Regions from separate parts of the Homo sapiens genome. Here all the other regions are linked to region 4. A link is a contact called in ENCODE Hi-C data. All regions are on one chromosome and are shown on one strand. Each heading gives the region's core, a stretch centred on a gene start or an enhancer-like site at or near the end of the contact. The rest is flanking DNA. Distances are from core to core; before and after follow the strand shown.

What was found. Hi-C counts contacts between places; a loop is a spot of excess contacts on that map. Pooled maps may share reads with other maps.
Region 1: a pooled map shows a loop between it and region 4 (10-fold over the local background). The contact joins the promoter of TNFRSF21 here to the promoter of CENPQ in region 4. A Hi-C loop is called at or near these places in 8 of 50 pooled maps.
Region 2: a pooled map shows a loop between it and region 4 (12-fold over the local background). The contact joins the promoter of CYP39A1 here to the promoter of CENPQ in region 4. A Hi-C loop is called at or near these places in 5 of 50 pooled maps.
Region 3: a loop to region 4 is called in a pooled map, with 28 times the contacts of the local background. The contact joins the promoter of EFHC1 here to the promoter of CENPQ in region 4. A Hi-C loop is called at or near these places in 9 of 50 pooled maps.
Region 5: a pooled map shows a loop between it and region 4 (9-fold over the local background). The contact joins the enhancer-like site here to the promoter of CENPQ in region 4. A Hi-C loop is called at or near these places in 9 of 50 pooled maps.

The regions. Positions count from the first base shown.
Region 1 is chr6:47,308,491-47,311,190 of GRCh38, forward strand. TNFRSF21 (TNF receptor superfamily member 21) reads right to left here and starts at 1,415. Exons shown (of 6, transcript NM_014452.5): 1 at 926-1,415. The coding sequence starts at 1,021. RefSeq lists enhancers at 366-1,088, 1,252-1,431, 1,383-1,677 and a silencer at 882-1,111.
Region 2 is chr6:46,651,422-46,654,121 of GRCh38, forward strand. CYP39A1 (cytochrome P450 family 39 subfamily A member 1) reads right to left here and starts at 1,397. Exons shown (of 12, transcript NM_016593.5): 1 at 985-1,397. The coding sequence starts at 1,161. SLC25A27 (solute carrier family 25 member 27) reads left to right here and starts at 1,554. Exons shown (of 9, transcript NM_004277.5): 1 at 1,554-1,877. The coding sequence starts at 1,772. RefSeq lists enhancers at 1,302-1,351, 1,582-1,711 and silencers at 1,372-1,461, 1,892-1,991.
Region 3 is chr6:52,418,987-52,421,686 of GRCh38, forward strand. It overlaps EFHC1 (EF-hand domain containing 1), which reads left to right and starts at 1,356. Exons shown (of 11, transcript NM_018100.4): 1 at 1,356-1,487. The coding sequence starts at 1,425. It overlaps LOC124901331 (a long non-coding RNA gene), which reads right to left and starts at 1,995. Exons shown (of 2, transcript XR_007059611.1): 1 at 1,223-1,995. RefSeq lists an enhancer at 1,325-1,916.
Region 4 is chr6:49,462,100-49,464,799 of GRCh38, forward strand. CENPQ (centromere protein Q) reads left to right here and starts at 1,271. Exons shown (of 9, transcript NM_018132.4): 1 at 1,271-1,354. MMUT (methylmalonyl-CoA mutase) reads right to left here and starts at 1,154. Exons shown (of 13, transcript NM_000255.4): 1 at 1,004-1,154. RefSeq lists enhancers at 337-1,237, 824-893, 1,238-2,137.
Region 5 is chr6:47,413,267-47,415,966 of GRCh38, forward strand. No RefSeq gene overlaps it. Among named protein-coding and RNA genes, the nearest start is that of CD2AP, 63 kb to the right of the region's middle. RefSeq lists enhancers at 764-813, 824-883, 1,386-1,435. Within about 2 kb of position 1,410, at least 12 of the 41 ENCODE cell types and tissues checked have a DNase peak (open chromatin) inside an H3K27ac peak, as active enhancers do.

The DNA of each region.
Region 1 (2,700 bases), core at 165-2,664, 2.2 Mb before region 4:
CCTTCACCCCAATATTTGGAAATAAAGGGAGGGAATTTGGGGGAAGTTGAGGGTAAGTTTTTGGTCAAGATGATTGACCCGAGATGTGGATGCAGCTTAGACGATGAGGGAGACTGCACCACCCTGCAGGGTCACCTGCCTAGCCACAGGTAAACGAGGGATCGGAAAGACTGTAGAAAATTCATCTTCCTTCACACACATCTCCTTCCCCCTCCCCCCATTCCAGTGCCGGCGCGCTGGCTGGCTGGAAGCCGGCGCTTTGGAGGCGCCGGAGAGTGGGTCTAAGGGTGATATTTCGGCATACAGAACCTGAGACCCCACCCGAGCCAAGAGGGAAGAGAGAGGGTAAAGGGATTGAGGAGGGGGCGGCTTGCGCCCTGCTCGGGAATGCACCGCGCGACAGCACCCGGAGGTCTCCGGTGTCCGGCGCGCACCGGTACCACTGTCTTCCACTGCGGTAGCATCCCGACATGACATTGCAGCTGCAACAAAGCGCCGGCCTCGGCCGGCCGTGGGAGCCCCACACCGCGGCGAGGCCCCACACCACGCAGAGGGGCAGTGGCCGATGGGTGGGGGGCTGTGGCTGCGGGCGTGGGGAGCGCGAGGTAGGCCGAGTAGGGGGAAAAGCCCTCAAATGCGCAGAAGCTGGGCGGCTACCTCTAGCGTCTCCTCCAGCAAAGCCAGACTGCAAGGAAAACAATTCGTCTTCATTCCCCAGCCCCGGCTGAGCCCTGAGATTCCCCCAAATAACCTAGTCGAGGCCCTCTGGTGTGTTGCCTTCCCTTGGAAACCCCTCAGTGCCCGTAACCCAGTCGGCCGGGCCCCGCGCCTCCCTAAGCCCCGGCCCGGTGACCCGCCCGGCTCCCGGAGAGCGGTTCCTTCTGCTCCGGCGCCGCCGCCACCCCCGGTCCACGCAAGCGCTCACCAGGAGAAGGGAGCCCGCGATCATCGTGGCTGTGGCTCGGCGGGCGATGCGGCTGCAGGAGGCGAGGGCGGTGCTGCTGCTCGGAGAGGTCCCCATGGCTGAACCGGGGACTCGCAGGGGCGCCCGGGGCGCGCGGGGCAGCTGGAATCGGCGGCTGCTTCTGCCCAGCGCCGCATCCACCGCCGCCTCCCGGGCCGGGAGCCCATCTACCTCCAACACCCCATGTGCACTGCTGCGGCCGGGCAGAGGAGGGAGGCGGCAAGGGAGGCTCTAGGGGCGCTCAGCACCTGCCCAGCGGCGCGGCCGCCCAGGCGGGGAGAAGCCGCCGCGACTGCAGCCCGCGTCTCCGGGTGCTCTCCTCCGACAGCGGCTGAGGAGAACCAGGGAGGAGGACTGGGCGCGAGAGAGCAAAGGAACGACTTCCCATAGCGAAGCTTCCAGCCACTGCCAACCACCCTCCTCCGCTGCCCAGACTGGTCGGCGAGGGACTGAGTCGGTGGCCACCGGGCGCAGGGACACACGTGGTGGCGCCGAAGGGGCGGGGGACCGGCCCTTTGTGATGTCACCCGGGAGGAGGCCGGGCTCTTTGTGCGGTTGGAAAGGCGAAGGCGTTCCAGGTAGAGCGGGGAGGGAGAGGGTGCCCCTTGGCGTTCGCTGAGGAAATTGCACGCGCCTGTTGACCCAGGGAAAGCGCTGAGAAAGCATCTCACTCCTGATCTAACTTTACTTATTTTTTCCGAGATAATTCCAACTAAATTATTTCAGCTACATACGCCTTTCCATTGTTTCGGACACGATGATTAAATCAGAGAGCGATGGTGAATAGACCACAGAGCACTTAGATCAACTGCGTGACGAAAAAGGAGACCTGTGTGTTGCTTCTCAAACTTTGCTGCCCTGTGGAATCACCTGGAGAGTTCAAAACATATATATTGATTCTTGGGTCCCACCTCTAGAGACTCTGATTTAATTGGAACAGGACAGGATCTGGTCTGGGCATTGAGGTTTGTTGTTGTTGTTGTTTGTTTGTTTTTTAAGTTTTCAGGGTGATTTTAATATGGGGCAAAGATTTTAATTTTTTATATTTTAATTTTAATATGGGCTTATGAATGCAATTAAGGAAATCCAAACTAAAAGGATTTAAAACCCAGAGTCATTGGTGTTGGGTCCATGGATGGTCTTGGAGGGACTTTTGAACTCCTTGAAATGTATCAAAAGATGCATTTTCCTAATTTAAAAATCAAGAGTTTTGAATCGGATTATCCCTGAGATTTTTTTTAATCACCCTTCCCCCAAAAAATAATGCTAAAAATTTTTGAGTTGATTTCCAAAGGCCTTGTCAGGATGTGGGTGGTAGAATAGGTAGTATTCTGCTTCAGAAGGAGAACTGGAATATTCTCGTGGATGTTGGTATCTCACACACTTCTGAATGTAAGAGAGCAGCTGTTATCCTTTTCTTTGTTTCACCTGGGGGAAGGCCGAGTCTCCTGACTGTGGCCACCATTTCTGGTATCGTGTTATCCATCATCTAGGTACTGACAGCACATGGCACACTGTATTGATATTACCTCTTCAGCCATCCAGTCCACACCCCTCAATTGGGAGCCCTATGGTGCTGGGCTTATCCTAGGCTCCTTTGGTCCCATTTCAAAAGAATCACACTTTTTAAACTATCAGTTTCAAGATCCAACACCCAGTGCTAATAAAGGTAACTTGCTAAGTCATAGGTACCAATTATTTGCTTTATTAGTTAACATGTTGTCCTTTGATTCTTT
Region 2 (2,700 bases), core at 147-2,646, 2.8 Mb before region 4:
GCACATAAAAGAGTATTATACTATTATTCCATTGTTGTTCATTAAATAGTTGTAAATACATAGGAAAATGACCAAAATAATATAAATACACTAAATTTTTACAGTACAGCTGGTGTGATATTCTGGGTTATTTTTATTTTCATCTTAGTTCTCTTTAATTTTCTATATGTTTTTTACTAAATTGGAATCTCAGAGATTTTGAAGGCAAATGATCAGTGGTAAAATAATGCTACTACGTATAAATTCATTCTACAAATTGGGCTAACCAGATGGAAAATGGGTCACCACAGAAAGTATTATAATTCATAAGAATAATTATAATATCATACAAATTTATTAGACAATCAAATACCATAAAATATTTGTGACTGGAAATTGAATAAAACTTAAAAGACATTAATAAAGGTCTGTTCCTTAAAGTGCTCAGACATTTAAAAGATACTTTCAAGACAAAAACATCTACTACAAGGAGGATTACTAGTCTCTTCAGGCCGTAGTGAAAATGGAGTACATCATCATCAAATAACAACGTCAGCTAAAAATACAGAGCCTGTTTATTGTGTACGGACCAACTGTGCAAGCAATTTGTACAATACTTTGGTGTTAACTCCAATTTGGATACGAATTACTCATTTTCACAAACTTAAATTGGATTACACTTTATCTTTCCCAATTACTGAAAACATTTACTTAACACATACACATTTGGAACTTAACTTCGATGAAGTAAAAATACGAAAAGTTAATCTCTACTTCCAAAAATGTCGATGCACGCTGCAATTGTATTTCATTTCTTTCGCAAAATTTTGCACAGGATATTGTTGTTAATTGTTAGTAGAGGAATTCAGAAATGACTAGATCCTTTAGTTGAGGCAAGCAGGTATGTTCCCCGTGTTCTAGCCCTGCACTTAAGAGTCAATGAAAGAAAGTTTAAAAAAGAAAGCATTGTCTCCTCTGGAGACCCCGTCTGCCACGACCACATACCTTGATTCTTGCTTTCTCTATAAATTCTAGAGGGGCTTTCCCAAACTCAAATCCAACTCCAATCCAAGGAATCCAGCCCTTGATGCACGGGGGTCTACGCAAATTCTTCCGCTGAAGGAGTAAGAACAGAGCAAGGCAACCCAGGATTATAATCACTGTTGGGGAAATTAGTTCCATGTTTTTGTCCAGCACCTTCCAGAAGCAGAAAAGTGTGAAACAGTCCTGCCGTCCCTTGCTTCTTTTCTGTGGGCTACGGAACCTGTCGGGACTCCCAACCTTTCTGCTGCAACTTTTGCAGCTCTCCTTCGTAACTGTAGCTTCCTTCCTCTGTCCCAGTTTTCAGGTGATTTTTCCATTGTCGCTCCCTCCCACCTCCACTTCTCTTTGAATCTCAGCCAGCGCGGAAAAAATGCAAGGAGGGGCAGGGCCGGGCTAGGACTGACGGGCGAGAACCAGCCGCGTTGCCATGGAGGCCGGGGGCGGAGCCGCAGAGGGACCCGCGGCCGGCCAATCAGAGACGTAGCGGAGCCCGGCGGACTACATTGCCCAGTAACCTCCTGGGCTCCGCTGTGTTTTTCTATTCTGGGGTGTAAGGGGCAGCTGGACCACTCCAGCTGGGACTGCTAGGAAGGTTGCGGGTCCACCCGGCCGAGCCGAACGAGGGAAATGGTCCTCACCCGGCCACTCGCCGGTTGAAAAGGGGCCGCCCTGGCAGGGAAGCGGCCGCCGCGGCGCGGTGCAGCGCAGCGGCGAGAAGGAGTGCGTTATCGTCTTGCGCTACTGCTGAATGTCCGTCCCGGAGGAGGAGGAGAGGCTTTTGCCGCTGACCCAGAGATGGCCCCGAGCGAGCAAATTCCTACTGTCCGGCTGCGCGGCTACCGTGGCCGAGCTAGGTACCCGGCTGCCCACGCCTGGGCCTCCCGGGCCAGTGGCACGCGCCGCGCTGGGGGAGGGTGCGCGGGCGGCTTCGCGCCCGGCAGTGCGCATCGGAGAGGTCGCCCCTTCCATGCCCGCCTGGCAGAGGTGGCGGTGGAGGCCAGGCCCGCGGTGGGAGGAGGAGGGATTGAGGTCTCCACGGCCTTTTCCTTCTAATCTCTTCTAATGCTTCCCTTAGGCATGTGCTGTGGTGCTTGAATGTTGTACTTTAAGAAGCTTCGCGAGCTGTCATTCCTCTGTAGGAATCATTTTCCTTTTCATGAGGATGACCTTTTTAAAAACGTAATCTGTTTTCCATCCTTACTGAGATCATCTCTGTGGTTTATAGTCTTACACAGCCACACTGTCATTATCTTGTGGGTCCAAGTTGTGGACCTACCTTGTGGGACTTCCGTTATTAACCTGCCACTCACAGAGCATCGACTACTTGACCTCTTTGAGTGTAATTCATCTATACTGTTTACCTTGCAGGATTCTGAGAAGTCAATAATATATGATTGCTAAACCCAAGGCAGGACACCCATTAGTTGCGACATTTTTATAATTCCTACAATACCAGGGACTGTGGATATATATTTGAAAAGACCCAGTTCTGACCTTCTTACAGGCTGCTGGGGAGACAGAGAAAGACAATTATAATGTGCTACTTGTTATAATGAAGATATTATTAGGTGTCATAAAAGCATAGAAGAGCAGTTACATCTGCCTACATGAGTAAGAAAAAACTTTAAGAGGCCATCTAGAGTGGAATGATGATGCCCTTGAATGAGCAAGTAGCGT
Region 3 (2,700 bases), core at 106-2,605, 3.0 Mb after region 4:
TTCCTGGCCTCCATGTCAGACCTAATGAATCCAAATCTCTCGGCACGTGGGTTTTGATTACTTTTTATTTTTAAGCTCCTCAGCAATGATGGATAGCTTTCTCCCCCCCCCCCCAAAAAAAATGTTTCAGGAATAGGATTATGTTTCTTTTAAGAAAAAATAATTTAAGCAAGTTTTGTAAAAAGCATCAAAGGCTATACCTATGATGCTGACAATATTTCACCTCACTTATCTGCTTCTTTCCCAAGACTTAGTCTTTCTCTTTGAAGGAGCTGTGTTCCTCCTAGTGGTTCTGATCTTTTTCATTGCAGCTGCAGGTACAAACGAGGGATTGAGGTGACCACCCTTCAACCTGCAGCTCTTCAGTCAACAAAAATCAAGTACCTATCAGAGTGCACCCTGCCCTGCAGCACATATTCAAGGCTTTCCCTACAAAAACAAAGGTGTTTAACCGAAGGGATTGATGGTAGAATAAAGAGAGCTGGGCGCGGTGGCTCATGCCTGTAATCCCAGCACTTTGGGAGGCGAGGTGGGCGGATCGCTTGACCCCAGGAATTCGAGACCAGCTTGGGCAACATAGTGGGACACTATCTCTACGGAAGGAGGGAAGTAGGGAAGGAAGGAAGGAAGCAAGGAGGGAAGGAGGGACGGAGGGAAGGAGGGAAGGAAGGAAGGAAAAAGAAAAGAAAGGAAAGAAAGAAAGGAAAGAAAGAAAGAGAAAGATTGATTTTAAAAAAGAGTTAAAAGGGGAAAAATACAATGTGGCAGTGGGAGAATTAAGGATGAGATGATTGCATTAGTTCATTGACCATCCCTGAGCAACAGAAACACAATCATGGGTAATCCTCGGCCCCTGCCTACAAGAAGCATGGGTCTAGTTTAGTAGCACTGCCAACTGGACCGACCATTTACACTTCTGTGTGAAATGGGGCAGAGGGGGGAGAAAAGAGTGCCTGAGCTCACAGCGTTGGCGGGGCGCAGTGAGGTCCGCCAGGACTAGGTGGAAGGAGAGAAGGAACGTCCCTCTCTGCAACTCATCTAAGGGCCTGCTCGGACCCCGGATCTCACAGCGAGAACTACCGCCTCGCTACACCCGCCTTTCCCCGCGCCACCCAACAGCTCCCACGTCTCATCCTCCGGGAGCGGGGCGGGGCGAAGCGGAAGAGGAGGGGCCGACACAACCACGCCCACTAGCCGCGCTCCAAGGCCGCGGCCCACTTACCGCGAGAACGCGGAGTCCTGCGGATGGCGCACGCGCAAACCTCCTGTGATGCCTGCGCCTCCTGGCCCCGCCTTCCGCTCGTGGGAGTTCCGGATGTTTAGCGTTACCATGGATCCTGGAGGTGCCCGCGAACACTGCTTGTCGCCTGGGCAACCGGAGAGGACGAAGCAGGACCTAGGTGGCGGCGGTGGTACCGGCTGCAATGGTGTCCAATCCCGTGCATGGCTTGCCCTTTCTTCCGGGCACGTCCTTTAAGGACTCTACGGTGAGCAGTTATCTGCCAGACTCCCACCTGTCCCCACCTTCCAGCAGCCCAGGAGGTTTCCCCGCTCAGTGCACCTCCATTCCCCTCCACTCAAGTCTGTCTTCTCTCCAAACACGTCTTCTGTCCTGACCCTGTTCTTTATTCTGGGCCGAACTTCTGCCGTTCTTCCCTAGCCATCCTCATCCCCTCTCTCCGATCCTTTGCCCTCCGCCTCATCCCTCTCTAGTTTTTTCCCACTCCATCTTGGCAGTGTGTTGGCGCCTTCATTCTCATCCCGTTAGCCGCGTTCTTTCTTACGGCCCTGCTCCTCCAAGCCCCTGCCTCTTGTCCCTTTAGATCACTGTTTCCCCCACCCTACTCCCAACCTATCTCTGGGCCCTCTCCCTAGCTCGTTCTCTCACATCATAACCTGTCTCCGTCCATCGCCGCCCTTAAAACCCCCCGCCACTATGCACCTTCAACCTCATTCCCACAGGTCCGTCATTCCCGCCCCACCTCTTCCTCTTCTGAATCCTGTACCCGGTAGTATCTCCCACTCCCAGCTCCATTTCCTGTTTTGTATGTATATCGATTCCGCTCCTCTTCTTTCCGCCAGGTCTTTTTCCTTTCTTCTTTATGCTTGCATCCAACCCCATTCTTTTTTCTCCATCTTCTACATTTTCCACAATTTAGTCCCATCCTCTCCCCATTCCTTTCTTTCTCCGTTGCGGGTTTTCCCCAAAACTTGCTCACCTTCCTCCCAAAGCATCTTTCCCTGCTTTGTAAGAGATATTCCTTTCCAGTTCCCTCAAGAATTGATTAGTTGCTGTTTATTCTTCCCCGGCCCTGTTCTTTTTATTCTAACGTTTTTGTAAAAAGATTCCTGTTTAGATTTTGTTTTGCTCCTTCCCCAACCTTGTGTTTTTATTTGCATTTTCTAGACAAAATTTTTTAAAAAGTAGCAGCAGCTTGGATTCTTTTTTTTTTTTAAACTCTTGCCACAGTTTAGCTCTTAAAATTATTTGGTTTGTTTTAATTCTGACAGGGCTACTGAAATGTATGTGCTGAAAAATCAATAATGAGATTCAGTAGACTGATCATCATAGATGAGCTAACAGTAGTTTATGTTTATATAGTTTAATACTTTAAACTCTTGCCTTCCTCTCCAGCTTCACAAAGTTAAAATATTTTGTCAATTTATTTTCTTTGGAAGAATCAATTTAGAATGAAATCG
Region 4 (2,700 bases), core at 21-2,520:
GACACCATTTTTAGATAAAAACACAACTACTGCGGATGGCAATACGACCTCTGAATTTTCTCAGAAGACCATCAAGAGAGGCCTCAAGCATTCAAAGAAGCAACATGCAAAGCAAATATGTTACTGACAACTAAAATGAGTTAAAGAGCAATGATTAATCCCACCCCCACACCTCAAAAACAAATCAGTGAGAAAAAGATTTCTTGAACCAATAAGTTTCAAGCTTTGGCTGCTGACGTATGATTGCACATTAATACTTCAAGAAGGTACTTTGATGTTCAACTAGTTGGGTTTGGAGATGGAAACATAGGGCATGAAAATTATATTTGATATTAGCATAAGTACATCATTAAACACAAAATTATATTGGCAGAAAATCATCAAGTGGTTTAAAACTTTACACACATACGTTATCCAGGGCTTCGAGCTTCCCTAAGACCACCTTCTTTCTAGATAAAACTGAGAACGAGTTAGTAATGTAAGCTTTTATGTCAATTTAGACCTGTCTTTTCTATTCTACCTCTCACTCTTAACACTGTTTACACTCTTAATCCTGTTTACACACAGAAAATCACTTTTATTCCCGAAAACTCTTAGAAAAACCCTGACAATAACATAACCCACAACCTAGAAGGGAGGCAGCCATGAAGCAGGCGCATCCCTTTGGAACCATACAAAAAGTGACCTCTGCCAACGGGAACAGTTCAGGGTGCTTAAGTGGCCAAAGAAGATACCGACATGGCCCCTAAAGTATTAAAAGCACCTTCTTTCCAGAAGTACCTCCGAATTGCCAGGGACTTCGCCCAAAACTAGAGGTTGGTCGAAGTGAAAATCTAAACCTAAGGAGAAGGCAGAGAGTGGGATCCCGTCACAGTAGGAAGGTAAAGAAGACAGAAGTAAAGGACAGAGCGGGAGAGAAAGGACAAAAGTTCAAAATACAGGGGTAGAGGAGGGACAGGAGCCAGAAGAATGGAGCGATCTGAAAGGTGTACGTCCTACTCACTGGTAGGCCTGTTTTGGACTCCGCTGTGGGAGAGGGCGGCTGCACTTCTGCGTCCCCCGCCTCACCTGTCAGACATCCACACAGCCAGGCCTCCCCGCCCTCACCAAGCCCACACAAACCGCGCCACCGCCAGCGTCAGCCGGACGACTCTGGGGGCGTAGGCCGACACCGCCCTCCCTCCAGCCAATCTAATAGCGCTCTCATGGGCGCATTCCTGATGACGTTTAGGGGTAGGGTTAGATGCCCGTTTCCGCTTTCTTCCCACCCACTTCCGGGTCTCCTCTGTTTACGAATGTTTGGGCGCGAATTACTCTAAGCGCGGCTCTCAGAAGGGTGCAAGAAGAATCAGTGGTGAGTCGTGATATCCTTAACCGGCTGGGTGGATCTAAAGTTCAGGGATGAGTTTTAAAGCCAACGCGTTTGTGGCAGACTCCGCAGTTTGCATTTGAGGATAGCGAGGGGGGATTGCTTACGGGGAAATGCCCGATGTCCTAAAAGATCTGCCCTTAGGATCCTGAGATTGAGATGTTTGATTAGGGGGGAGGGAGCAAAGCCATGAATACTTCCTATTTCTCCCGAATCATCCTCATGGCTCATCCTCATTGCTAAATTTCTCCCGCGGGCACTAGTGAAGTCAAGTGCAGCCTTGGACATTAGTGTCTGTGTTTCTCCAGGAGTCCTACTCACTCTTGTGCCCACATAGAGGTCTAAATTGAGGTAATTGAGTCCCATGAGTATCAACAAGCTGGTAAGAAAAACAAGACAACCTAGAATGCCTCCCTCTCTCCTAAAGCATATAGTCTGGCGGCAAACTACTGTACCAGCCTTATTTCTTTTCACTTCTCCTATACACATTAAAAGCCTCGCTGGATTATCCTGTCCCTGAACACGCCAGGTTTTTTGTGTTTTTTCCGAGCTTTCCTGCCGTCCGAGTTTTACTGTTTTCCCTTGGATGCTTCATTTTTCTACTTTTTGGCTAAATATTTCAAAATGTTATTAGAATAATACTTTTTCTATGAATAATGTACAAACATACTTCCGAGATATTGCGGGGTCGGTTCCAGACCAATAAAGCCTGTCACACGATTTTTTTGGTTTCCCAGTGCATATAACAGTTGTATTTACACTGTATTGTAACCTATTAAGTGTGCAATAGCATTATGTGTAAAAAAAAATTACATGCTGTAATTTTAAAATATTTTATTGCTAAAAAATGCTACTAATCATCTCAGCCTTCAGCAAGTCCTAATCTTTTTGCTGGTGGAGGGTCTTGCTTGATGTTGATGGCTGTTGACCAATCAGGGTGATGGTTGCTGAAGATTGGAGTTGCTGTGGCAGTTTCTTAAAATAACAAAATAATGAATTTTGTACAGCAGTTGACTCTTCCATTCACTAAAGATTTCTCTGTAGCATGTGATGCTGTTTGAAAGCATTTTACCCACTGTAGAACTTCTTTCAAAATTAGAGTAAATCCTCTTAACCCCTACCATTGCTTTAGCAACTAAGGTTTTGTGATATTCTGAATTCTTTGTTGATATTTCAAGAATATTCACAGCATCTTCACCAGGGGTAGATTCCATCTCAAGAACTTCGCTCATTCATAAGAAGCAACTTCTTTTCCACTAGTTTTATCATGAGATTGCAGCAATTCAGGTACATCTTCAGGCTCCACTATTTCTCTTGCTATTGCCACCAGA
Region 5 (2,700 bases), core at 160-2,659, 2.0 Mb before region 4:
AGTACAAATACATTAAGTGATTTTAAAATTTTGCCTTAAATACTGGCAATTGACAAAAGCAGCTCTATCTAATTGAGAGGTAAGAAGGAACTCCCTGTAAACCTTTTAGAGATTCTAAAAGGACACTTCTGGGGCTCCACAAAAGTTTTAAAGTTTACAACATTAGTTTCAGCGTGTCCAATTACTTCGGAAAACATATGGCTTTTGGCCAGATGTGGTAGCTCATGCCTGTAATCCCAGCACTTTGGGAGGCCAAGGCGGGCAGATCACCTGAGGTCGGGAGTTCAAGACCAGCCTGGCCAACATGGTGAAACCGTGTCTCTACTAAAAACACAAAAATTAGCTGGGCATGGTGGTGCATGCCTCTAATCTCAGCTACTCAGGAGGCTGAGGCAGGAGAATCACTTGAACCCAGGAGGTGGAGGTTGCTGTGAGCTGAGATTGTGCCACTGCACTCCAGCCTGGGTGACAAAGAGAGACTCTGCCTCACAAAAAATAAAAAATAAAAAAAATACGGCTTTTATTAATTTGAGTGAAGGGGTTCACAAATTAACAACAACAAGAAGGAGAGAGAATGCAGATGACAAAATTGCCTTGTGGGAGACCCAGACAGATACAATTAGCAACAGTTGGGAGGGAAGGTTGTAAGTGAAAGGGGCTTGAAAGAGAGAGAGAGAGTTTGTGTGTGTGTGTTGTCTGTGTGTGTGTGTTGTCTGTGTGTGTGTTGTGTCTATCCATCTGTGTAAGAAAGACATTATCTTTAGAGGCTTTTGCTAAGCTGTTCATGATGAGTATCTGAAAGAAGGTCGGGTGTATACCAAGTTCTTCACGCTAATGAGAGAGGAAGAAAGAAGGAAAAGGAAGAAGTCATGCATTTGCCAGTTTCCCATATTGGCCACTAGATGGCAACACCAACCCAAGACAGTCCTCTTCTGAGATGAGAGAAAAGGGTTGTATAGGATTAAGTACACAATTAGTTTGAATAACTTATTCCTATATACCACAGTTTTCAGTCAAGTATTCTTACCTCAGGAAGGGCATGTATAAGTTTATACATGTTTAAATGTATACGTGCATCTAAGAATACAAGCCAGGCAGGCAGACAGAATGCAAAATCTCCACAATGGTTGCTGACATTCTTTGCACTCACTAAATCTTACATATACGGAATTTCTTGACATAAAAATGGATTAGGTCTCAAAAGCGAGAAATGGTAAGGCATTTACTATTTACCGTCTTCAGACCATAAAACCTCTTTAAACTGCAACTTTACTGTCAGCACCTTAGAATCTAAACATAACGTTTCAAAACGTTTCCATGGAGAAGGTTTTGATTTCAACTTAGCATGCCAACAGACCATTTTCTTGTCTTCCCATTGTCTACGTGGTGGAAATTTCTTCAGCTGTAAGCCAGACTGGAAACTTGTAGCCCAATGGGTGTCAAGGATAAAAGGTGTGGTAAGCTCCTTATTCCCTTGTTATTGAGGTGGGACCATCGGCTTCCATTTTCAGTGGTGTTTCCATAAAGATTTTCATCTTCTCCAGCGCCCGAGGCATCAGAAGAATTTATGTGACCCCAAGATCACCTTGAAACCATATTACCGGTTTATGGTTTCCTAAAAGCTTTTTGTGTGATTAGGTTTCGTTTTACTGTTAATCACAACAAGAAACAGGAAGTGGGTAAAAACACCAAAGAGAAAGTTGCAAAGTTTCAAACAATTCCACCATAAATAGTCGCACAATGAGAGTTGTCCCTAGATTTCACTGGAATGTAAATAAAAGCCTTGATCATTCTCACTGCTCGACAGCCACAGTTTCACTTTGTTCTTCATGGCTCTGCCAACCCTCTGAAACTCTCAGTCACGGGGACTGTGCTCTCAGCTTTCCTCCAAGAGATTTCTCCACTGCCATTGCCTCCTGTTTTTTCTTACCTCCTTTTATTTAATATTTACAGGAAAAGCTGTTGATATATGTGGAATGTTTGAGGATACAAAATGAATTAAATGATATTTAATGACATTTGGAAGAAAACCCAGATTTTCCACCCAAGTTTTTCTTCCTCAAAAAGAAAGGCCATTGTGTGCTCTTTCTTACTAGAGTGGGGGATGAAGAGTCCATTGCAAAGTGAAGACTTGGTCCAAAGCTGACCATGCTACAGGCTAGAGACACGGGCAGTCACAGGAAGGGTATGGCATGATGTCTAATATATACTGCACATTCCATATGTTCTATAGTATGCTATTCAAGATCTGCATAATCAAGAAATATTTTCCAATTTAAATTAATTAATGCTGGTCTGGTTTGAATTAGTAGAGAGAAAAAAGTCTAAATTAAATATATTATCAAAGCCTGGGCAACCCAACAAGATCTCATCTCTACAAAAAATAAAGAAATAAAATGAAATAAAAAAATTAGCCAGGCATGGTGGCACATGCCTGTTGTCCCAGCTACTAGGAAGGCTGAGGCAGGAGGATTGCTTGAATCCAGGAAGTCAAGGCTGCAGTAAGTTGTGATCATGTCACTGCACACCAGCAGAGGTGACAGAGAAAGATCCTGTCTGTAAAAAATAAATAAATAAATAAATAAAGGTAGATGCTGCCAATGTCTCAGCCTTTATGATGTCCACCTGCCAGCATCAGGGTCCCTTTGCCCAAAGATTTTCTCTGACCACTGGAGTGCACTTTGCTGCACCAGGCTTAGG